Regions from separate parts of the Mus musculus genome. Here all the other regions are linked to region 1. The links are chromatin loops, found by intact Hi-C in ENCODE. Cell type or tissue: heart. All regions are shown on one strand.

Region 1 (8,000 bases):
AGCAAAAGGAAGTTGCATTGCCGAGAGCTGAATAAATATAGAATAAAATGACTGTAGATTTTTTTTTTTTTATTAAATAAGGTATCTCACTGTTCACCTGAATGCATTGAAGTTGGAATGTCTTCACAGTCAACTATGAGAAAGCAGAAAAAGGTTGTTTTGTGTTTTGCTGTTTTGTTTTTGGCAGGGTAGTAACTTGTGTTCCCTCCTTTTGTCTGACCTTTATCTCAATAATTCCCATTCATGACTTAGGAGAGACTGATGGGGTGGGCTGGTCATAAGAACACAGTATGTCCCCAACAGAGACCTCAGATCAGTCCTTTTCCTTAGGGAATTTTATTTTCCTATAAAAAAAAAACAAATTTATTTTTATGAATGTGGGTATGTATGTGTGTGCCTGATCATTTGTGGATGCTCCACATGATGCAATACTCACAGAGGCCAGAAAAGGGCGTCAGATCATCCCGGAACTGGAGTTACAAGCTGTTATGAGCTGTCTGATGTGGCTTTTGGGAACTGAATGCGGGTCCTCATAGTAATTGCTCATAACTGTTGATCATAAGAATATTTTTTTCTCTTGCCAGACTTAGGAAGACGATAAAGACATAGTGGCATATGCCTTTAACTCCAGCACTCAGGAGGCAGAGGCAGGTGGATCTCTGAGTTAGAGGCCAGCCTCATCTCTAGTGCAAGTTCTAGGACAGCCAGGGTTACTCTCTCTCTCTCTCTCTCTCTCTCTCTCTCTCTCTCTCTCTCTCCCTCTCTCTCTCTCTCTCTCTCTCCTTCCCTCCCCCCCCACCCTCTCCTCTCACCTCCATCCCTGTAGTTAGAGTTCACTATCCACCTTATCTGAGGCAGTCAAATGTACTGTTACATGCACACACGGGGCTAGCTGGCCCTAGAGCTGTCAGGGATTCTCCTGACCCCGCCTCTATCTTGCCACCGGAATGCTGAGGTTCCAAATGTAGGCTGCACAGTTGCCTATACATGGGTTCTGGGGATGCAACTTCAGGTTCTCATGCTCTCCCTTCAAGCACTTGAGCCCCTGAGCTGCCTTTCAGCTCCCTGGTTTCCAGTTTAACTTGCTCACATCTAACATCCACCTCCAAGAACATCCTAGGTGACCAGCGAGAAAGCCTGTCCTAAAAACGTAAGGACACGGGAGTTTCCACAGCCCCGCAAATCACACAGGAAATGACCATGCTTCTTCTGGCTTATCACAGTGATTGACAGCTAATTCATCTGGCACTCCTGGCTGTAAGGGCTGAAACTATCCATGTGGTCATCAGCCACTGTCCTTATCTTTGAAACAATAACCACTCCTGAGCATACCAGTTTGTGCTGTGCTCACCATTGTGTGCTGGGGAGTCCACGGAGACTGGGATGACCACGGAGAGAGACTGGGGAGTCCACGGAACTCACAGCATCTAAACCCCAGCTCTCCACTACCTCCTTCACCACCTCACAGCTTCTCCTACTGGTTCCTTATTCCAGACATGTCTTCCTCCCTCTAGGTATCCCCCAAGTCGACTCTCTGTAGCCCTGGGACAAGGTTCTCTTTTTGTAGGACCACTCGGTGGCCACCACCCTCACTGCCCACCCCACCTCAGATTACTGTGACATACAATCCCAACGATGTTCCCGGCCTTCTGCAGTCAGTGAGCAACCCTGAGTCCCTGCCATCTCCCTAGTATTAGACCTCAGCTCTGGCACACAGGACTAACTGGCTGGAACCACCCCTTCTGGTCTCTTCCTTCCCTAGTATGTGATCGTGCAGCTCACACACACACACACACACACACACACACACACACACACACACACACCTGCCACCTCTCCTCAGGGCCTTTGTCCCTGTGACTTAGTGCCTGGAAGCCCTCCTTTTCCCTTCTCCTATTTGGCCCCTGGGTATTATCTGCCTCCCCCACCCCCACCCCAGCATCCCAACTTTAGGGCGGTGAACTCACTGGGACATGTCAAAGGCATGCTTGCCCATAATCAGAGCCCACTGTACAAGCTGAAGTGCTATAGCTAGGGAATATCAGAACCCCCTGTTGGAGACAATTATGATGGGCAAATACCAGATGGGAGACATCTTCCAAAAATACTTAGCCGATCATCCTCAGCTGCCAGGGTCATTGGAAATGAGGGTGGAGTGCTGAGAAACTGGCACAGCCAACAGGACCCTAGGGAGTCGCCATGAGACAGGTCCTGGCTGAGACCTCATCCCAGAATGAGGCTACAAGGCACATGCCAAGGTAACTTGGTTGAACTCTGCTTCTTCATAATGTACCATCATGGGCTCACCACATGAAGTAAACATTCCATATGTGTGTTAGACATAACAAAGGGGACTTCCTAGGGGGACATGGGGAAACTTTCTGTATCGTGCTCTAAATTTTTCTGCAAACCAAACTCATCACTAAAATAAAGTTTACTTTCATAAATTTGTCAATAAAAGAATTTTGAAGCCAAGTGTGATGGCCCTGGCCTGTAATCCCAGGAATTAGGTGGTTAAGTCAGGAGGATTAGAAATTCATGTCTAACCTGGGCTACAAGAAACCCACTCTCAAAATAAAAAAAAAAATTAGAGACAGTGTATGTATGGCTCAGGGCAACTTTTGGGAATCAGTGTTCTCTTCCCACCCTGGTGGGATTCTAGGAGTGAACTCAGGTCTTCAAGCCCGGCACTGAGCCACTTCACCAGCTATCTTTATTTCTCTACGTATTGTGTATGTTATCCGAGTTCCTGTGTGTGCACATGTGTGTGTGTGTGTACACCCACGTGGAGCCTAGGGGATCATGTCTTCCTGAATCACTTTCTACCTTATGTTTCTAGAGAGAGATTCTCACTGGACCTAGACCTCCACAGCTTGCGGTTGACAGGACACACCGCACCCTGGTTTTTACTGGGTGTTCTGGATCTGAACTCAGGTCTTCCTGGGTTTGCAGCAAGCACTTTACTGCCTGAGCCATCTCTCTGGCCCCTCATCTCAATTTTTTAAAAGGTAAGTTCCAGCTTGTGATCTACTCTGTCAGGGTGGGACTCTCCATTGCCCTCAACTTACTATCTAGGTCTCATTGCCTTCATCTGTGAATGGGGTCCCCCACAGCACCATGTGTGTGGCTAGCATGTGAAGGATTTAGGCCAGGATCAGCATTGAATATGCTAATATTATGGCAAATTGAAGGACTTCAACCATAGACACTTCCTTTTCTGCAGCTTACAACTGACTTAGGGTTCTTCTGTCCCGGACTAATCAGGAGAAGCCTCGTGAACATTATTCTGAACTATTCCCACTCACAATCCCGCATACCCCCGACTTTTATCACCCAGGGGAGAGAAATATCTCTTGGGAGAAGAGTGGACAGAGACAGTCAGTTAGCCTACTCTGCTTGCTGCGGCGCCAAGGAAGCTGAGGCTGCAGTGCGCCGCCTAGTGGCATCCGCGAGCATGGCCAGTGCTGGAGATGCCCTGTCCAGGCTGCTAGCCACTGTTTCAGGGAGCCCCAAAGGCTGCTTTCAAATTATAATTGTTACGAAATAGGGAGCTGTTACTCAGCTAGCTCAGAGTGAGTATGCATATTCCTTTTAGTCCTGAGAAGTGGTGATTATTTCCTTTTTGCAACGGAGGGGACTGAAGCCCGGAAAGGTTAAGTAAGATCTCTCAGCAAGCAGGTAAGAACAGCAGGGAGTCGGGATGGGAGCAGTGGTTTGGGCGGGGACCTGGGGCCTGCATCCATCCTCTGGGGTCCACCTTCCAGTCCTACACGCTATCATGTTAAGAGTGGTCCGGTCCCCGAAGCATCTGCAGCCACCATTAAGGGTGAAGACTGGCCCAAGCTATCAAAGCAGTTGTGCCCCAACAAAGGCTTCCTGCCTCCAGCCTTAAACACTCCCCTCTCCTGGTACATCCCAGGACATCGCCGCAAAACCTCCAAGACATGCAGGTAGAGCGTTGAGACTCCTTCTCAGGGCCATTGTAGGCGTTGGATCAACAGCCTCTCTTTTTCTCTCGCCTCCTAATGCATCTGACTGTGTGCAGGAAATTGTATTGACATGCCATGATAAATAGGAAAAAACGGAGGCCAGCCTTGGCAATCCTTGTTCTTAACTAGAAGTAGCGCCCCCTCCCCCTGCCCTGACTGAGTGCCAAGGCACAGGGTATGACGATGCTTCTGGAAAGTTTTGTACAACGTCTCCACTGTGTTACTGCTAGGGCTGTGGGGCCTTATACATGGGAGGGACGTGGTCATTCTCAGTTGAGGACCAAAGATGAGGTTCCCTGAACTACCGGGGTTAGTGGGGCGCTGGGGCTTGCTGCAGGTGGCTGAAAAATCTCCCTGAGATTTAACATACGTAGGGCCAGAGGAGATAACGGAGATTCCTTCAAAGGGCTGACGCTAGTTCCAAAGAGACAGACCTCCATGAGCAGATGTTAAGAGGGGAGAAATTGGCTAATGGAGAAAGGCAGAAGAGACAAAAGGACAAACAGTCATGAAAGAATATGAATCCTTTTAAAAAGATTTATTTAGGGGCAGGGAGAAAAAAAAAAGAAAAAATATTTCTTTTATTTTATGTATAGAGTGCTCTATCTGCATATACACCTGAGTACCAGAAGAGAGCACCAGACCCCAGGATAGATGGTTGTGAGCCACCATTTGGTTGCTGGGAATTGAACCCAAGACCTCTGGGAAAGGAGACAGTATTCTTAACCACTGAGCCATCTCTCTAGCCCATGAATCTGTTTTTTTTTTTTTTTAAATCTAGTTTCCACTCTGTTATAGTGTGTGTGTGTGTGTGTGTGTGTGTGTGTGTGTGTGTGTGTAACTGAATAAAAACTGTACTTGACAGTAAAAGTTCAGAGCCCCAAGGAGGCCCCACGGCCTCAGACTGGACATTCTAAATACAGAGATGTTCACAGAGACAGATAGAGCCCAGAAGCAATGGCGCAAGGGTTAGAGTGGCTGCCGTGAGCTAGCTGTGTGATGCTTTTATTTGTGAGTTAATTAGAATAAAGTCGCCTTTGCTTTTTTAAAATAGAACTTCCAGACTGAAGGGTGGGTAGGGGCTAGGTAGGAAGAAGGGAAATACTTAATATTCTTGCACCCCTTTCACCCCAGAAGGAATTAAGCAATGTCTAAAGAAAAACACTTTCTATCCCAGTGGGGGAGTGTGAACCTGAGGCATCCACTGAGCTCTCAGGCACAGCACCCTTGACCTCATCGACCGGGTCTCCGGTCTGAACATGGGATGTGAGTGTTGGTACCCAGGCATCCCAGGCGGGTGTTTCCTGCCAGTCTTTAAATATCCAAATACCTGTTTGCCTTTCCAGTCAGATGTCTCTGTGTGTGCGCCTGGAGCTATGTTTGGGGTTTTTAATCTCACAGGCTTTGGTCTATGGGTGTTTTTCTAGGTGGATGTCTGTTTGTACACAGGGTGTTTCAGGAAAGGTCATCTTGCACCTGTGCGTCTCTGTTGTGTATTTACTTGTGTGTTCCTTTGCAGGTATGTGTAACTGTCCGAGGGGCGTGTATCGCTGCGTGCTTGCGGTCTGGAATGGGTGGAACAGGCTGGGTGTGCTCAGCCACTGCTGTTGCTCATGCTGTTCCAGGCCAGGATAAAAATAGCCCGTTTACCTTTGCCCACAGAAACCAAAGTCCTGCCTTGGGCGTTCACTCCACCCGGATTCACCCTACTGGGCCTGGGTGGCCAGCCATGATGTGGGGCGTCACCTATAGCCACAGCCTTCTATAGATCTCCAGTCTTCATTTTGTGGAGTTGGGATAGAGGGGGTGTCGAGAAATCCCGCTTTCATTGCCTCCCTCTCCCCCAAACACAGCTAGCATGGATCTTCTTGCTTCTCTGCCCTCACACCACCAACCTCTTAGTCAGCAACTATGGCTCCCAAACCTTTCTTCTCCAATCTAGGAAAAACTTGGGAATACTAGGTTCTTTTGGATACCTCCCACCCTCCCACCCTTCTACCCTCCTACCCGACTTCAGAACCTGGCTAGGCTGCTCTCTTCCTGAAGAAGAGGGCTGATCCAGATCTGCAAAGAGGAAAAGCTTAGGAGGTCAGCAGATAAGGGGTAGGGGCTGCTTCTTTATAGCATTATGGAATTAGCCCGTTAGTGGGCTCCCACATGGAAGTGCTGTGAGCTTCCTGTGAGCGGATGCACAGACATCTCCCAAGTCTCCTCTGGTCACGTAAGCTTATGGGCCCACCTCTGGGTGACAAGGACTTCCTTCAAGAACCTTGGGAAGGGATGCCACCATTTGTGCCCCCACTTTCTACCTATTTCCCACATTCTGCTCCTCAACCCCTTATGAGACAGCTAACATCATTCTTCCCCATTTCACAGGTGACAGTGATGGAGACAGCTAAGCAGCTCCTTCAAGGTCACGCGCTTAAGGAGCAGAACCAGAACCAAGTTTGTGCTCGGAGCAAAACACAGCAGCAGGTTCCCTCCCCACACACGTCCTTTTATTCAATTGGACTGGTTCACCATATCCTAGGATGAGCCATCCTTCCGGATCCCACGTAAAGAGTTCTGTCCTGGGTCGAGGAGAAAAACAGAACCAATCACGATCCTAACTCATGCCCAAATATCCACAGCTGGAACTCCCCAACTACATCCCCCGCTCCACCAGGACTTGAGTGTTTGACATTTTTTCTTAAACACCCCCATCCCCTTTTGAGACCGAATCAAAAGCGAAAGCTGATTCACACCCAAGCTAAGAAGTGTACGAATGTTTATTTCCTTTATTTTTGGAAAGAAAATCCGGTAGACTCCGCCGCTTTCAGCGGACCGGTTTTCCGGTGCTTTGGATCCTGCGTTCTTCAAGGATCCCCTCTGATAAGGCCCCAACTCGGCCGCGCCTACACAGCGGTAGGGTACCCCCCCTCGCTGGGCCCCGTGGCTCCGCCCCCGTCCTCCAGGCCCCGCCTTCTATCGCGTGAGGCCCCGCCCCGGCCCGCTGACTCTAGGGCGAGCGCGCGGCGGCGCTGGGCATTGTGGCCGGCGGCAGGGCGGGCGAGGGCGCGGAGCCGCGGGGAGCGGCAGGGCGCAGAGGGAAGCACACACCCCACTCGGACAGACTTCGCGGCGCGGCCGCTACGAGCGCCGCTGAGCGCACTCCACTGGGATCGCACAACTTCGGAGCAGGGCGCGGACGGCGCTCGCAGCGGGAGAGCGCGGAAAGGGCGCACCAGAGCCGGGATCCCCAGCGGCGTCCGACTCCCGGAGCGCTCCTAGTCGCCGGGCGGCCTCCCGGCGCTGCGCGGTTGCCTCTGCGCCTACGGAGGGCACGGGCTGGCGCTGCCGGGCGCCTGCGAGAACGGCGAGGCGGCGGCGAAGGCGAAGGCGGCGAGGCTGGGGACCGGGAAAGAACCCCGAGGGAGAGGCGCCCGGGCCGGGGGACAGGAGCATGAGGGCCCGGAGCGGGGTGCGGAGCGCGCTGCTGCTGGCGCTGCTGCTTTGCTGGGATCCGACACCGAGCCTAGCAGGTAGGTGCGAGAGGGAGTGGAACACAGGGATGCGGTCCTGGCGCGTCTCAGCGTCCAACTGCAAGTTCGGGTGGTTCTTGGCGGAGTCACTGCGCTCCGAGAACGCCGTGGACGCGTCCAAGTTAAAAGGCAGCTTCGGTGCTCGGGAGAGGGGGCGACGCGTGGCCACCTGGGGTGCCACGTAAGCTCGAAGCTCCCTGCTCCTGCCTCCAAGGGATAGTTGCTTCCCGTGGAATGGGGTCTGATTCACTTCCAAGTGACCCCTGACTATCACGGAAAAACTGTCACTGCCAGGGCCAGGTGTGTGTTCTCTGCGGTTCGCCTGCAACTTAGGTCTGAGTACAGGCTCCCGCGGGCTGCACGCGCAGCATTCTGAGGGTCGCGGACAGAGAGCAGGATACTGCGGAACCCTGGAAGCGCTTCTTCTCGGCCTTTGGGGAGCCGAGGCCCGAAGGCTTTAAGCTACTGAAGGGGGAGGGGCCGACTCCTG
Region 2 (8,000 bases), 150 kb before region 1:
ATGTGTCATCAGGACCCCCAAACCACTCAATACATCGTACTTACTCTCATTTGCATTTGCGAGTCTTGGATTGTTAGTGATTCTGATCCCTGGACTGGCAAGATATTTTAGTGGGTACACGTGTTTGCTGTGGAGGCCTGGAGACCTGAGCTTGGCCCCCAGAACCATGCAAAGGTGGAAAGAGAGAACAGACTCTACACAGTTCCCTGACCACCACGTGTGTGCCACGGCGCACACACATCAGACCCACAATAGTAATATAAATAAATGAAATTAAACTTTCTTCTAGTCCATAGCTGTGTGAATCCGGAGTTCCTAGCCTGTCCATTCCCAGTGTTAGACGTGGGCTTCATCTCTCTCAGGTGCTACACATGCCTTGCTCAGTTGGTCACCTGCCGTTGGACTCCCTGCAGCGTGCCTGGGAAGCAATGGGATTTCTCCATACGTCAATGTCTGATTTCAGATGTTTCTATCTCCTCCTATGAGAATCAAAAAAGAGACACTGAAATTAAAGGGAGATAAGCAAGGCTGATTACTGGCTTAGAGAGAGGCTTCAGCCATAAGGCTGTGGAGCCCATAAAGAGGTGACCCTGGCCATTCACAGTCTCTCTGGGTTCAAGGCAGGGCTCCCTTTCCCGGACTCATCCCCCAACTCAGTGGCTCCGCTCCCCCATCCCCCACCCCCATCAAACCTAGAGGCCGGCAATTGGCCCATGCAAGCACTCACTGTACATAGTGACTTGTCAACTCACCTGTTCCCTAGATACCTCTTCCCTGAGTGTGGATGGAGTCAGGGACTATTCTGGGTCCTCAGGACCCTGCTGTGAACAGGTGCATGCCTCTGTCTCGGGTGCAGGTGACTTTGCGAAGGAGGGAAAATTGTGACTGCCACTGTGTTTGGAGGGAACTGGATCATGTGGTGCTAGGGAGGACCTAAGCAGCTGTTTGGTTGAATTTTATTATGGGTCATAAAGGAAACCAAGGCTGGGACAGAAGGCACTAGACCCAGTAAAGACTGAGTCAGAACTGAGGTCAATGAAGATCCAGGACACCTCCCAGGCACACCTTCCAGGCACTAGGTTTTGTGTGTGTGTGTGTTTTTGTTTGCTTGTTTTTTTTTTGTTTTGGTTGTTGTTTTTACATGAAGATGAACACTTGTAAATCACATGACCAAGGCAGATGATAACAGACAGCAGAGATGAGGTGACAATCTAATTCTGGCTTCGAGGCAGACATTGGGAAGAGACAGAATTTGGAAGGTATTTGCCCACTGGCTGTCCTGTTTCTAGAACCTGTGAGGGAGAAAGACAGGACTCAAGACATGGCCAGGAGAAAGGAGCTGCCATAGCCAAGGGTCATCTGACACATCCCTGGGTACCAACTCAGCCCATGACACCTCCTACTTCCATAGTGGATGCGGTCTGTGCATCTGGTCTTCTTCTGCCCCTTCAGGCTCCAAGGGGGCTTCTTCTGCCCTTTATGCCATAGGGAGCCTTTCTCTCTTGGGTCCTTGTCCTTCCTTTCCTCTTGTGGTGTTTGTCCCCAGCTGTTTGGGTATTAGTTGATTCCAGGTGTAATCAAGTAGACAAGCAAAATTAGCCATCACGGTAGGCATCAATAAACCATGCCAAGGTGGAGATGGGCTGTACCATTCCTCTCTTCTTGATGCCACTACCAAGAAGAGAGGCAGCAGGGATGCCCATCCTAAATGCAGAGAACCTCCATCTTAGCATGGTTTATTAACACCTACTGTGATGGCTAATTTTGATTGTCAACTTTACATCTGGAATGAACTAAAACCCCAACAGCTGGGCATATGTTCCTTGATTGCATCATTTGAGATGGGAAGACCCACCCTAGATCTGGGCCATATTTTCTGGTGGCAGCCTACATAAAAGGACACGGAAGTCTAGCAGGCCCCCAGACTTTAGCATGACTGACACCACATTAGAGGTATGTGACCTTCTTGCTCTAAGCATATGAGACACCGAAGGAGAGCCCTTACACTGCAGCTTGATTGCAATCTGGGAGGCATCTGGCTAAGTCCCCTGGGGCATCGAGGGGGCGCCTGGTAGTGAACCAGACAGATGCTCAGCAAAGACTTGCTGATCAATGGATTCATAAAAATAGTGCTGACAGTGTTCAGGGAGGAGCCTCAGCTCATGAGCAGGCAGGAAGGATAAGACTTCTTTCTAACAACTGCCTGTGCACCTTGAGTACCCCAATGGGGTGGGCGGAGCTTCATCAGCCACACCCTGGGGCAGGGGTGAGCTTGCTGTGGAGCATCACTCTGGCAGTGGTACACCCATTTGCCATCTCAATCTTGGCCCTACTTGATGCCTACCATGATGGCTAATTTTGGTTGTCAACTTTACAGCTGGAATCAGCTAAAACCCAAACAGCTGGGCATACATTCATTGATTGTGTCATTTGAGATGGGATGACCCACCCTAAATCTGGGCCATATTTTCTGGTAGCAGCCTACATAAAAGGACATGGAAGTCTAACAGGTCCCCAGACCTTAGCATGACTGACACCACGTTCGTTAGAGGCACCATTCTGACCTTAAAACCCAGCATGCAGGTCACAACACCTGCCAAAACAGGAACAAAGTTCTAGCCCATAGTTCTGGGATCCAGACAAGTTCCTAGATGGATTAACCTTGCTTTTTGACTTCTGTAGTTTTGCTTCTTGCAGACTGAAGTGTGACAACCAGGATGTGGTTTTTGTGCACAAAAGACAAAGATCTGTAAAGCTCGGGCCTGTGTGATTTGACTAAGTTCCCTGTGCGACTGCAGGCTGGCAATATTGATTTTCTTCTTGGCTTTAAGACTGTCCACGTGGTGGCCTCTGGCGGGATTACCTTGAAACAGAAGAAGGATGTTTTTGCTTGCTTGCTCTCATCCTTGCTGACAAGTTCATCTATCCCATTGCTGAGGCATTCCTTCACTGGTATTATAACCCACGTCTTCAGGATTCCAACGGATACATCCAGCCTTGCGGACTGAACAGCACCAGATCTTGGTCTTTGGGTTGGGTGACAGCTATTGTTGAACTAGCCATTCCTCAGCCTCTAAGCCAGTTGATAAATGCCCTTTTCGTATGTGTGTGTGACCAATAGACAGACAGCTATGTAGATAGATATTCATGTTATCAGTTCTGTTTCTCTATAGAACCTTAGCTAATGTACTTACTGAATATACTGTTCATACCTGAGCTCCCAGGCGGGTGACATCCCTGAGTTCCAGTTCTTTACACAGAGCCTCAAGAGCTTTAATAACTTGTTCAGGGCTACTCTGAACAAGGTTTGGTACCCAAGTCTGCCTACCTCCAAGACAGAGGCTTCTGGAAAGATCTGGCAGATTAGGTCCAGGCCGGGGCTGGGCTGAGTGTTGAGGCCAGAGTTTCCTAGATAGTTCTGAACCAGGACAGAGAAAAGGTACAGAGCTGAAGCCTCAGCCTGTTACTCACTGAAGAGCCCCTTTACCTAGGAGATTGTTCGCATTGCCTGGCCAACTCACAGCTGGGGGGGGGGGGTGGCTCCCTTGCCAGGCCTCATTGCATGTCCATCCGTGAATACCAGCAACCTAGTGGGATGGGCAGGCCATAGCTCTGGTTAGGGCTTGTCTCGTCTATTGTAGAATGAATATCCACAGCGTGTCTGTTGACACTTTTGACTCCCACCCCCAGCTTCAAGAGCAAAAGGCTGGAATAGGTTTGTGTAGACTTATTTTGTTGTCTGAACATCCCCATCCCATTCATGATACATGGGCACCATGTGAGTCACTGAGGATTCCAAAAGAACTAAATGAGAAATGACAGAATTCCTCCCGAGTCCATAGAATGTGGCCTGCCAGTATCTGTGAAGGGAGTGTCATCTAGATTTGGGTTAAGAGGCTCTTTGGAGTGGGGGCTATATATGCTGTGCTCCAAAGATGATTGTTATACAGGTAGAAGCGAGACAGAGAGCTGACACTCATGTACTCCGTAGCTGCGGGGCTTTGGGCTAGCCTCTGCTCTTTTCTGAACTACCATGCTAAGAACCAGATGCAGGATGTGGCTGAAGTCAGGTGCCAACCAACTCCCTGTGCATCTCCATTGTCTACTCTGGACCAGAGGACCAGCAGGACACGACAGGTTAAGTAAGGTGTGTGCATGAGACACATACACCTCTCTTCTTCACCGTCACTCCTGTTCTCTGAAAAAAGCCCACAAAGTCTGGTGACCCTGCCCATATTGGTTCCAGCCTTCCCCTGGTTCCCACAAATCCCTCTACACCTAGCCAACTACCTTGTCTGTTCAGATGCTTGCATACGTGACAGATACCACGTGTGTGACTTCAGAGTCCCTGTTCTGCATCCCAGCCCAGTCTCTTCAAGCTTTACATCCGGGCAGCTGCAGGACCTCATTTCTTCCTGCAGGAGACGCTCAATGGTCACCAGGCAGAGCAAACTCCCCTATTGTTCTCTTGAAAATTGAGTCATCCCAAGGGCCCAGAAACCTTTCTGGAGCTGTCTGCTCCAAGGCCTTTGCCAGACGGCAGCTGGAAGCCGGTTAATATTCATTGAATCTCTCTGGGCGGCTGGGAACGCCTTTTAATTGCCTCGTCTCTGTCTAGCCCTTTATGGAGAAGGAGAATAAGAGGAAAGAACAATCAGTTATCTCGTTACAGATCAGGGCCCAGGAGGGGGCTCTGCTCCTCCATCCCATGGAGAGCAGGACCTCATGGGCTGGGGGAGGGACTGGCCTAAGATGTGAACTCCCTTCACCTTCCTGCCATGGCCCTTTCCAAACATACTGGAGAAGTTTTTCAGAGACATTCGAACTCAAATGGTCAGGATCTTGAGACTGACTGAGTTGGGGATACCTGGGGGACAAAAGAGAGATCAGAAGACACTGACTGTAGCTTCCAAGTCTCTTGCCTCTCATTGCTCCAGGGAGAACAAAGAACTAAGAGCTGGAGTTGAGAGATCATCTTATTGTCCATCCACCCATCTATCCACCCATCCATCAATCTATCCATCCATGCATCCATTCATCCACCCATGCATGCATCCATCCATGCATCCATCAATTCATCCTTGCTTCCATCCATGCATCCATGCATCTATCCATCCATGCATCCATTCATCCACCCATGCATGCATCCATCCATTCATCCTTGCTTCCATCCATGCATCCATGCATCTATCCATCCATGCATCCGTGAACCATTCATCCATCCATGCATCCATCTAATTTCCTACCTATCTGACCATCCATCCAATCACCTATTCTCCATTTCTACCTATTAGACACTCACTCCCTGTATTAGTTAGTTCTACCTGATAGGAACAAGGAAAGAAAAATTTATCTTGGTTAACAGTTTTGGAAATTTTGTTCCATGACGGGGGGGAAACTGTATGGTAGAGCCAAGCAGTCCACCTCCCATGGCTCGGAAGCAGAAGGAAAAGATGACTATACTCAGCTTTTATTCAGGTCAGGATGCCAGGCTTTGAGACGGTACAAGCCACGTTCATGGTACGTCTCCTCCCTCAGTTAATTCTCTCTGGAAACCCCCTCACGGACACACTCAGAGGTGTTCCTCACCAGCCTCCCAGGAGCTTCCAAATCCAGTGGATGAGGAACCTTCATATGCCCCAACCATTCATCCACCTTCTATCTGTCTGCCAGGCTAGGAGGGGAACGGCATGTACCCCAAGCCTATCATAGTTCTCAAGGCAAGTTTCTTTCTGTTATATCACTGAGTCTTTACAACTATTGATTCCTACTCTACAAGGGAGAAACTGAAGCACACAGAGAAGCAAGGGACTTGCTCAAAGACAGCGAGGTTAGGGGGGCTGGGAGATAGCTCAGTAGTTAAGAACACGTACTGTTCTTACAGAGGATCTGGGTTCAGGAAGCTCACAACTGCCTGCATCTCCAGCTACATCCGATGACCTCTCCTGGCCTCTGCAGCACCTGCGCTCATGTGCATACCCCCACCACATGCATACACATAATAAAAAGAAAAGGGCCCAGTGATCCCTGGGTGCAGTTGGGCACAAAGGTCCAGACTATGGGGCACAGGAGAGCTGGAATCTAATCCTGTGTGACAAGGGTCTGTGTCTTCTAGGAAAGAGGGCCTTTTAATTTACACAATAATCCCAGCCCAGAGGACACATTTTCCAATGCCCGAAATGCTGTGGGGTTTTGGTGACCCTGAGCTGACTTTCAGCTGCAGGGCATCTAGGCGAGCCACGGGCAGCAGCCTGGCCCTTGACCGTGGTCACGGGGAGCATCATGGGTATATGCTTTTCTCAGAAGTATAACAAAATATCTGGCAGAAGCAATTTGGGGGCAGGGGGTTCCAGCTCATGGTTTCAGAGGACAGAGTCTATCATGGAGGGAAAACATGGCTCTGGCAGAAGTAGGGCAGACTGTGACACAGCAGCAGAGTGTGAGACACCTGGGAACCCATATCTTCTTGGTCAGCATGTGGTACTGCCAGCTTTTCTCATGGGGCCATTCTGGTGCAATCTTACTGTGGTTTAATTTATGACACTGTTTGGGGGACTCACACACCCCTCTTTGTGTGTTCCTATGTATGCATGCTTTTGTGTCTGTGTGTGTGTCTGTCTGTCTGTGTCTCTCTGTCTCTGTGTCTCTCTGTTGGTGGGATTCGCCGCTGGAGGACCTAGATTTAATAAGGCTTACAAGTTAGGATTTTAGTTGTTGCGCCCAGAGATTGAGTTACCATTGTTCACAAACTAAGTTTGTGTTGCGTTTTCCTTCACGGAGAGGCTCCTCTGGAACCCAGAGAGAAAGGTACAGTGGCAAAGCGTGGGTTTGCCTGATGTGTGCCACAAAGGCCATGGGGGATTTGAAGCATGGGGCTGGCATGGCAGCCACCTGCCAGTGAGAACTTAGCGAGCTGGGTGGAGAGGTTTTGGAGCTTTGAGTCAGTCTCCACAAGATAAGAACTAGCTTGTGAGACCACCGGGGCAGAGAATACCAGGGACAAAGTGTGGAAACTGCCATTCTTTTCAAATATTTCCTGCAACATTTCTGTCTCTGCCTGCCTGCCTGCCTGCCTGCCTGCCTGCCTGCCTGCCTGCCTGTCTACCTGCCTGTCTGTCTGCCTGCCTGCCTGCCTGCCTGTCTGCCTGCCTGCTTGCCTGCCTGTCTGTCTGTCTGTCTGTCTGTGCATGCATGTGCAGGGCAAAGGTCAACCTCAGATGTCTCTCCTATGGTGTCCACTTTGGTTTTTGAGACAGAGACTCTCATTGGCCCCGGGGCTTACCAGCTAGGCTAAGCTGACTGGTCATCAAGGCCCAGGGAACTGCCTCTCCAATTCTGGCATTACAAGTGTGGAATACCACACTTTTAAACATGGGTTCTGGGAACGGAACTCAGGTCCTCATGCAGGCTGATCAAGAGCTTCTCTCTGCTTTCTCATCCGGGCAGTGAGCACCACCGAGACCCTGCATAGTCCGTGGAACAGTTCCCAGTTAAGGGATCAATGACCAGAGAGGAGAAACCCCCTTAGGGACCATCAGCACTGGAGCCAGCAGGGGCTGTGGAGAGCTAGCTGGCCTCACTCCCTCTCTCTGTGCTTTGAGTTGTCGGTGTGCGCAGTGTGAGACTCTGGCTCAGCCTGGCCAAGCAGCAGTGGTTCCGAAGGGACTGACTACAGTTGGAGCCAGTCATTCCCCAGTGAGCCAGAACAGGTGTTGACAATTTCCATGGTCAGTCCTGGGAAGGGCACACACCACTCCCTGCCTCTCCAGCCACTCTTCTGGGCTTTCAGGTCCCTGGGGCTCCGATGCTGTGTCTGTCACTCCATTATCCTGAGCAGCCTCCCTGGATCCCATTACGCCTCTGCTGCTATTATTTATTCATCCGAGGAGCTTCAGCCTGCTCACAGGCACTTACCTTGATGTCCCTGACAGGGGTCGGGGCCCCACTCAGAGCGTATTAATCACCAGCCATGCGGTGGGCTGTGTCCCTCAGGAGAGAGG
Region 3 (8,000 bases), 100 kb before region 1:
TGAGCCAGCCAGAACGCTGCTGGGGTCATATTGAATTACATCACAGACTGTTGCCAACCAGACCTGGTTCCGAAGGGGATGTGTGTATGTAGCACAAACATTGAGGGTAGGCTGGGGTTGTAGACCTTCTAAAATAGTGGTTCTCAACCTCCCTAATGGTTCCACCATTAGGGTTCCACTGTACTACAGTTCCTCATCCAATGCTGAGCCCCCACCCCCAACCATTAAATTATTTTCATTGCTACTTCATAACTGTACTTTTGCTACTTTTATGAATCTCGATGTGGATATTTTTGGAGATAGAGGTTTGCCAAGCAGTCACGACCTGCTGGTTGAGAACCACTGTTCTAGAATGTTCCATGTCTTATGGAAGTTCTGAGGCCTTCCAGCATCACCACAGGCTACGGAGCAACACAGAGGGCAGAAGTCCTGTTGAAGCCCAACACCACAAAACACCAGACAGATTCCTGGTGGCACTCTCTAGCAACTGTCCCTAAGCCTTCCAGAGAGATCTCAGACCTGGATTCTTGCCCTGGCAGTGTGACCCTGAGAGACCCACATACCTTCTCTTCTTGGCCTGTTTCCATGCACTAAAGGTAGAATGCAGATACTGGGCTTTACTCCTGTCCTGGGTTCATGGAGGGTTGGAGGGAGATGGTCCCTGGGAATTGTGAAGGAAACACAACACTGGCCCTGCATCGAGCACCAGAGAAAAAGCCAGAGTGAGCAGAGCAGCCCCTCTGCAGCCTGGGCTGCCAAGCCTGCGTGTACAGTCTCCCCTCCCTGGCCTTTGCTTTCCTTGCTGAGGAACAACGGGAGACTGGAATGCTTACTACAGTGCCTAAGACAGGGCAGCCTCTGTCAGAGCCACACACATCGATGGCCACTCTGGGTATTAGCCAAGAACACCCAGAGCAAGCTTGAGGCTTCAAGAGCAGCTGGTTGACGAACTATACTGTCCACGACACACACACATTTCCTTTGGAACCAGCCCCGGTTGGCATGGCCTGTGACCTGCTAACTCAACACCTAGATCCCAGTTGCCCAGTTCTGGCCCAGTCCAAACTCTTAGAGACATCGGAAAATTATCCGTCCAGGCCCCCATGTGTTGGGCTAGAGAATAGGGCCTGGGAAGGGGGCAGGACTGGGGGAGTGACAGGCCAACCTCCTCTGGTCTCCCTGGAGATGTCACAGGCTTAGCAGGGGCTGCTTGACACATGTCGGATAAAATAAGGGAAAATAAATAACAATGTTTATAAGAAGATTAGCAGGAAGGCAGGAAAATTTCTCTGGGGAGCCCTTGGCTGCATCTGGAAGTGACAGCCCCATCACCTTATCAGAGTCATAATGAGGTGCCAGGATTTGGGGTCATTAAAAATCCTCTCTGGCTGGGCTGCTCTCTCTCCATCGCCTTTGATGGAGGCCTGGTGGCTGCTTGGTCCCTTCCCCCACCGCCTTTCCACTCCCTTGGCTGTCCCCGGCTTGCCTGGGTGCGGAGGTGAGATGTTGATGTCCAGCTCAGCAGAAGTAATGCGGCAGGACATCCCAATTTGTGCCTGGGTCCCCGCAGGCACAGAGCCCTTCTCCCGGGGTGGATTAGCTCTGTTTTATCTGGGCTCCTTCAGAGAGGAGGTGGGGGGTAGGGGAATCTGCAGGTGCTTGTGTATGACTCCAGGCTGCACCATCCAGAGGGGCGGGCTGGCCCCGGCAGCACAGGCAGGACCATGCTTGGAAATGGAAGTCTGGAAGGGATGCTGAGCAGAGACAAGTGTGGGGATGGAGCCAGGCTTGGACCTAAGCTGCACATTCACAGGCTTTGCACTGAAGAAGGGTTTGTGGGTCTGTGATTGATCCGGTGGAGGGAGATGAACAGGAATCATTGAAGGCCGTGAGGGCCAATCGCCAGGGCAGGCACTGGGTGACCTGAGAAATCAGGCCAGCAAGAGGGGACAGATTTAAACGCCAAGGTCCACAAGTGGCTGTCACACACATCCCTCCCTCCCGACTAGACACCCTGAGCCCTCTCCATCCCCACTGCTATTATGAAGAAAGCACTCTGCTCCCCTTGTCCCAAAGCTTATCTTCCAGGCACTCCACGCACGCTTGTAGTCTATCGATTTTTCTCTGCCGCTCACTGGTCCCATGTCCCTTGAGGGATACATTTGAGGAAAGGGATTATTATGAAGCAGGAAACTGAGGCTGGCAGCAGCCCTATAGGAAAGCCCTCTCAAGGCACCCACCACTGGTCCACACGATGTCTTTATGTTCTGGGCAGATTCAGTCCCATCCTGGAAAGCCCGGGGTTGGCAGTTCAGTGAGGCTGGATTCATTTCCTAGCAGCTCCTCCGCCAAAAGCACTGTTCCCTGTTCAGTAAACAACCTGCCCGATTGAATGCAATAGCCTCGGCCCACTGTTGCATCTGACTGCTTGGAATATCTAAAGGTCTCTTTCAGCCAACAAAGGCCCACTGGTAAAATGGCAAAGCCTCGGTCATCCCCATGACTAGGCTATGCTGAAGAAGGAAAGGGGCAGCTCTGTCTACAAGCAGGCTAGGCAATGCTGAGCGGGTGAAGTCATGCCTACCCACCTCAGGTGTCCCCTCTCAGGGCCACACCTCCTCCTGCCTCTGAAGTTTCTGCTTCTCTCTCAGCTGCTTCTATTGGAAAGGACCTTAAATCATAGGCTCCGTCTCCCCTCTGAAGGAGACAGGGTCATGGAGCTGTCAAGGGGACCGAGTATGACTGATCCTACCTCAGGGGTAAAGCCAGCATTCAGTCGTTCTCCATTGCTGCAGAAACCCCCCACCAGTAAGGGCCACAAAAGGTCTCCCTGTGGCACTGCTGCCCACATAGTACCTCTGTGCTCTGGGCAGGGACGAATGGACTCCTGGTTGCTCAAGTCACTCTGGGACTTTGATATCTGAGGTTCAGACAGAGCCCAAGAAGAGAGGCCCCTCTGGACAAGGCTATGGCTTGGACTCTTTCCATAGAAGCTTTGTGGCCTCTCTGTGATAATCAAAGACCTTTTGGGCATCAGATCCGTACCTCAAATCAATGCACAGCTACAGCAATAGTCGAACTTCAGACAGCCTCTGTGCCTAGTTTCTTACCTCCGTCCCGCCTGAGCTCTGGAGTCCAGGAGTTCCTGGCTCAAACCTGGGTCTCAGATGCAGGGTGGGAGGGGCAGCTCAGGGTCAGAACAGTCAGGGGTGCTTGCAGACTCCCAGGTCAGGACTGGTCCTGCCGCTGCACTTGAGCTGGGTACTAGGGCTTTTGTCAAATATCCGAATATCCGGTCCCATCAAAGACCAGCCTGGGGCCTTGCTGAGCGGAGGGCTCTAGGAGCGCAGGGTGGAGTGTTGTCTTTGCAGCTGTGACACCCAGTGCCTGGGGGCCCAGTGGCCTAGGATACGCTGCTCAGCTTTCAGTTCTGGTTCTGGGCTCTGTGCCGGCTCCTGTGGCCATGAGGGGTTTCTGTGTCACACTTACTGGCGGTGACAGAAGACCAGATTTAGCACATAATTTACTTCTGAAAAAACAGTCGATTCAAGGCCACCCCTAGCATGCTGTCTCCCTCAATTGCTTGCTTCCAGTGTTAATGCAAGAGCTCCTGATAATAGCAATAATAAATAATAGCAAGTATTTATGGGGCGCATCCTAGGTGCCAGGCACTGCAGAGTGCTCTATTTGTAGCACCCTGCTGGAAGCCAGGAACACTGTTACCCCACTCCTCAGATGGAAGCCCCAAGTCTCAGAGACATCACTGCTCCTGGGCTGGCTTGCACCCAGATCTGGAAGACATCATTCCTCTTGGCTGCTTCGAGAAGCTTAACCATCATCTCCCGGGGCTAGCCTGGGCTGCAGTGGGAGGTCTTGACTGTGGGAATGAGTAGCTGCAGGCTGGCCATTTTTACTGCCGGTCCCTCCTCCCCACAGCCTGTCCCTTAAGGGAGCCCCTCCCACATTGCTTCTTCCCTGGTGGCTCAGCAATGAGTCACTTCCTGCACTTTGATATCTGCCTGGGAAAGGCCACATGACAAGTTCTATTCTATTGGAGGAGCCAGAACTCATTAGCTTATACAACATCCTAGCTGGCAGGGCAGAAGTGGGTGGGGTGGACTCAGAAGCTCCAGTGTAGACATTGCTCTGACCACCCCCAGCCAGAACTCCCAAAACTCTTTCATGAGCCCCTGGATTACTTGTTTTGATTGCTGGTGTGTGTGTGTGTGTGTGTGTGTGTGTGTGTGTGTGTGTGTGTGTGTAAACTGAGGCTGGCCTCATTGTGGCCCAGGACCTCTTTCTCTGTCTCAGAGCCGATCCTGGACCCTTCTCTGAGGTCAGGGAGGGGAGAGAGGAAAGAAAAGAGCTAGCTCCAGGAAGCGTTTGTGGGTTGTTGCTTTTTTTTCTCTCTCTCTCTCTCAACAAAGCAAAGCATTTCTGTAGGCAAATGAGCTGGGGAGGGAAAATAAGTCACCACTGGAGACCAGCATGATTAATGACCAAGGAAATGAGTGACCAGCAAGACCGGGGCTGAAGGAAGCAGGACAATTGAGTCTGAGCACGCGACGCATAGCTAAGTGTTGGAGGGGTTCTGCTTGGCTGGTGGACTGAGGCTGAGGTCTCCCTGAGCGGGAGCTTCCATCACAGGAAGGAGACTGACCACTGACCGATAAGAGCAAAAACTCACATGACAGGGGTGGGGGTGGGAGTGGGGGGTGGGGTGGGGTGGGGTGGGGTGGGGGAAGCAGTCAGGAGGGCCCACGGGGGAGCAGGGGATGGGTACACCATCCTCCCAAGCAGATATCAGCTCTGAGTTCTCTCACATGTCCTCTGCCATCTTCTGTCATGTGCTGTCTAGGACAAAGGGTAAGAGGGAGATCACCCCACAGCTCCTAAGGTCTGCAATCAAGCTAGCCTATACCCTTCCCCCTCACCCCACCCCACCCCACCCCCGCCTGTGACCTGTCCCTTCCTCCCAGCTCGGTATGCTCACATAAAGGGGACATGCCTTGTCCTGGGTCCCAGTGATGGTTATCTATGCCTCCCAAATGCTAGGACCCACAGCTTGTGGGGCTTATAATCAAGGGCCAGACAAGGGCTGAGCCCGGCCCATAGCCACTTAATGTGTACTTGTGCTGGATTCACAGGGGCTCTTAATTCTTGTCAAGGGTCCTAGAATATCTTAGATTGAAGGCCGGTGGGATGCTCAGCCCTCCCCCATCCCCACAACAGACCCTCCTATCTCCCTGACAAGTCCTTCCCCGGCCTCGGGGATAGCATCTGTCTAATGGGCATCTGCTATGAGTCCCGTTTAAAGGTGGTCTGCTCAACTGCAGTCTTGACCTCCACCAGTAGCCACATCCCTTTACCTGGGCAGAGTAGAGTCTCCTCCAATTCCAATAGATACCCTGACCAACACAGGGTTAAGTCCAGTGACTCCTCCCTTTCTCCCTCCCTCTCGTGTGAGCTCTTGCCCATGTGATAATGGACCCGGGGCTAAGAATAGGCTGGCTGGCTGCTTCTGGATCTGCTGGGGTTTCTGTGTCTACCAATCTAGGGTGCCCCTAGTCTGGGTCCTGTGGCTTCCCCACCAGGCACAGGGCTGAGACTCTAAAACCTGTTTCCAGCTGCAGACAGAACCCAAGAAGAGGGGTCACTTTGGATGAGGCTGTGCCTTGGACTGTTTCCACAAAGTCCTTTTCCATGTGGCCCCTCTGTGACAATCAAAGACCCTTTGGGCATCAGATCTGCACCTCAAACCAGCTGCAGCGTTGGAGCCAGAGAGAGAAGAGAGGTCTCGGGCCCCAAGGCTGCTCTGTTGGAGAGCCAAAATTTGAGGCAGGGCCTGGTCCACTTACAGAGCCCACCCAGCCCCTGTCTCCATCTTCTTTCACCTTCCCATGATCCTTGTGTGTTTTACCCAAGCCTCAGCCTTTGGCCATAACACATGTAAACTGAGGCACAGATTGGTTAAAAAAATAATAATAACGGTTTGCCTAGCTGTAAGGGGCCCATCTGTAACTAGAGTCTACATTCTTAGCTGTCCTGAAAACATCCCACCACCACAAGACAACCCTGCTCTGCAAGCTGTCAGTCAAACTTCCCTCTAACTTCCAGGGCTTAGGCTGAGGTTAAGAAGAAGGGACCTGACCTCCAGCAACAATCTGAGTGGGCACATCCTGCCAGAGCCTGGTTCCGTTGTCCCCCTAGCCTCCCCGCCAGGGCGAGGGGGTGACTCACGTGTCTGCTGGCCCCTCCCCCTAAGAGGGAGTGGGGTGGCTCACGTGCCTTCTGGCCCTTCTGGCCTCCTTTGCTGCTGAGGGTTCAGCTCTGACTCCCAGCGCCCCAGCTTTAGGTCGGCTCCATTCCAAGTCCTTTTATTAATTCTCTTGCTGCAGCAAGAGCACTTTAATTAGCCTGGCCGATTTATCTATATAAATACAAACGGATGGCGGCTGGTGCTCCACAGTGGGGTGGGGAAGTGAAAGAGGAGCTGGACCAGCAGGTTGCCTAGGGCAGAGGAAGTGACAACGGCGCCTTCCCAGCAACCAAAAATATGACTTTAATATCGTGTGCACGTGCGCGTGTGCGGGCGGGCGGGCGGGCGTGTTCTGAGAAGTGCTGTCGCTCTGTGGTGGGGACATACATGGCTTCAGAGCTGAGTTCTTCTGCGTTCCCAGAAAGCCCTAGTCTCTTCTTTTGGAAGCCACATCAGTGAGTCCCCACCTGATGCAGAGCCCCCTTCCTTAGGGTGGCAAGGGATAGGTGACAAAGCGACCATGTTCAAAAGCTGCCTCTGGATTCTAGGACTCAGGCAGGAGACTGGGCAACCACTCTGTCTTGCTTACATAGACCTCAAAGGTCAAAGCCACTTCTCTAAGCACTTGAAATATCTGGAGAGGGGCAGGTGGCAGTGTAGACTCCACAACTGACTGTCTTGCTCTGCCATGTCCAGGGGTGCCTCTAAGGGCGAGTTCTTTTCCTACTCCATGCCTCAGCTTACCCCTCTGTAATATGGGAGCATCATGGGTTGTGCCGGGGACCTGGTGACACTTCCTTCAAACCTCTCAGAGCAGCAGGAGGTGATGTCCAGCGGAGCTGTCACTCATGCTGGGGCTGAGACTTCAGTGGAAGGTGATGCAGGAGCTTGCTTATTTCAGCTGCTGGCATGTCCTCAGGGCGCCTAAGCCTCTTGCTAGCCACAGCCTCTTCACCTTCTACTCTGTAAAAAATGGGCCACTGTTCCGGTGAGGTGTCTGTCTAGCTGGGGACACATGTGACAAGGGACCTGGTGGTGAGCAGGATTTATGAAGGAAGACTGTTGTTCCTAGTGGGGACTGCGGACACAGGAGGTAGCTGTTGGGAACAGGGTCCAGGACAGCTGTCTGAAGACAGGGGCCCTCCTGATGTAGCTGATGGCTCCTTCCAGAAATTGAACACATAGCATCTCTTTAGCTCCTCCTGCCTGACCGCAGGTTGTCTGTCTTTGGAGGGAGCGGTGTTCTTGTCATAGGAACCAGACAAGCAGCCTAGAGACAAAGATTAGAGATGGTATGGAGGGGATTTCTAAAGTGAGGCAGCAATAGCAGGAAGCAGAGATACTCGAATGTGATGCAGAGTCCCTTCTTGTAGAAATCACACTACTTAACACTGCTCATGGGTATACACATGCATGTGCATACACACACACTCATACCACACACACATACACACATATACATACACCACACAAACACACATTTACACACCACACCATACACAGACACACATACAACACACTTACATACACACACTACACCACACATACACACACCATCATACTATACAGACCCATACCACATCAAACACACACACACACAACATACATACAACACCACACACATAAAACATCACACCACACACATACCACACACACCATACATACCATATGCACACATACCACAACACACATATATACACAACCCACAAACACCATGCATACACATACACCATACACACAC

What was found. Hi-C counts contacts between places; a loop is a spot of excess contacts. Peaks named below come from ENCODE experiments on the same cell type or tissue, not always from the same donor. Only the 100,000 strongest peaks of a DNase experiment are listed, where the experiment ranks them.
Region 2: a loop joins it to region 1, with 6 times the contacts of the local background. A loop is called at or near these places in 6 of 42 quality-filtered maps.
Region 3: it touches region 1 in a loop (2.3-fold over the local background); 4 of 42 quality-filtered maps call a loop at or near these places.

What each region holds. Positions count from the first base shown.
Region 1 is chr10:60,830,597-60,838,596 of GRCm38, reverse strand. Unc5b (unc-5 netrin receptor B) reads left to right here and starts at 7,016. Exons shown (of 17, transcript NM_029770.3): 1 at 7,016-7,510. The coding sequence starts at 7,432. In heart, a CTCF peak has its summit at 7,111; DNase peaks (open chromatin) are centred at 3,436, 5,736, 6,986 and 7,856; H3K4me3 peaks cover 1,804 bases; H3K27ac peaks cover 1,667 bases.
Region 2 is chr10:60,981,849-60,989,848 of GRCm38, reverse strand. No RefSeq gene overlaps it. Among named protein-coding and RNA genes, the nearest start is that of Mir466j, 25 kb to the right of the region's middle. In heart, a CTCF peak has its summit at 4,415; no DNase peak of the experiment used is centred here; H3K27me3 peaks cover 637 bases.
Region 3 is chr10:60,930,526-60,938,525 of GRCm38, reverse strand. It overlaps Pldi (polymorphic derived intron containing), which reads left to right and starts at 394. Exons shown (of 3, transcript NR_033616.1): 1 at 394-596. Gm26947 (a long non-coding RNA gene) reads right to left here and starts at 6,536. Exons shown (of 4, transcript XR_001779779.2): 1 at 6,241-6,536; 2 at 2,241-3,455; 3 at 564-2,148. In heart, no CTCF peak of the experiment used is centred here; DNase peaks (open chromatin) are centred at 3,415, 3,995, 6,225 and 6,495; H3K4me3 peaks cover 1,989 bases; H3K27ac peaks cover 5,707 bases.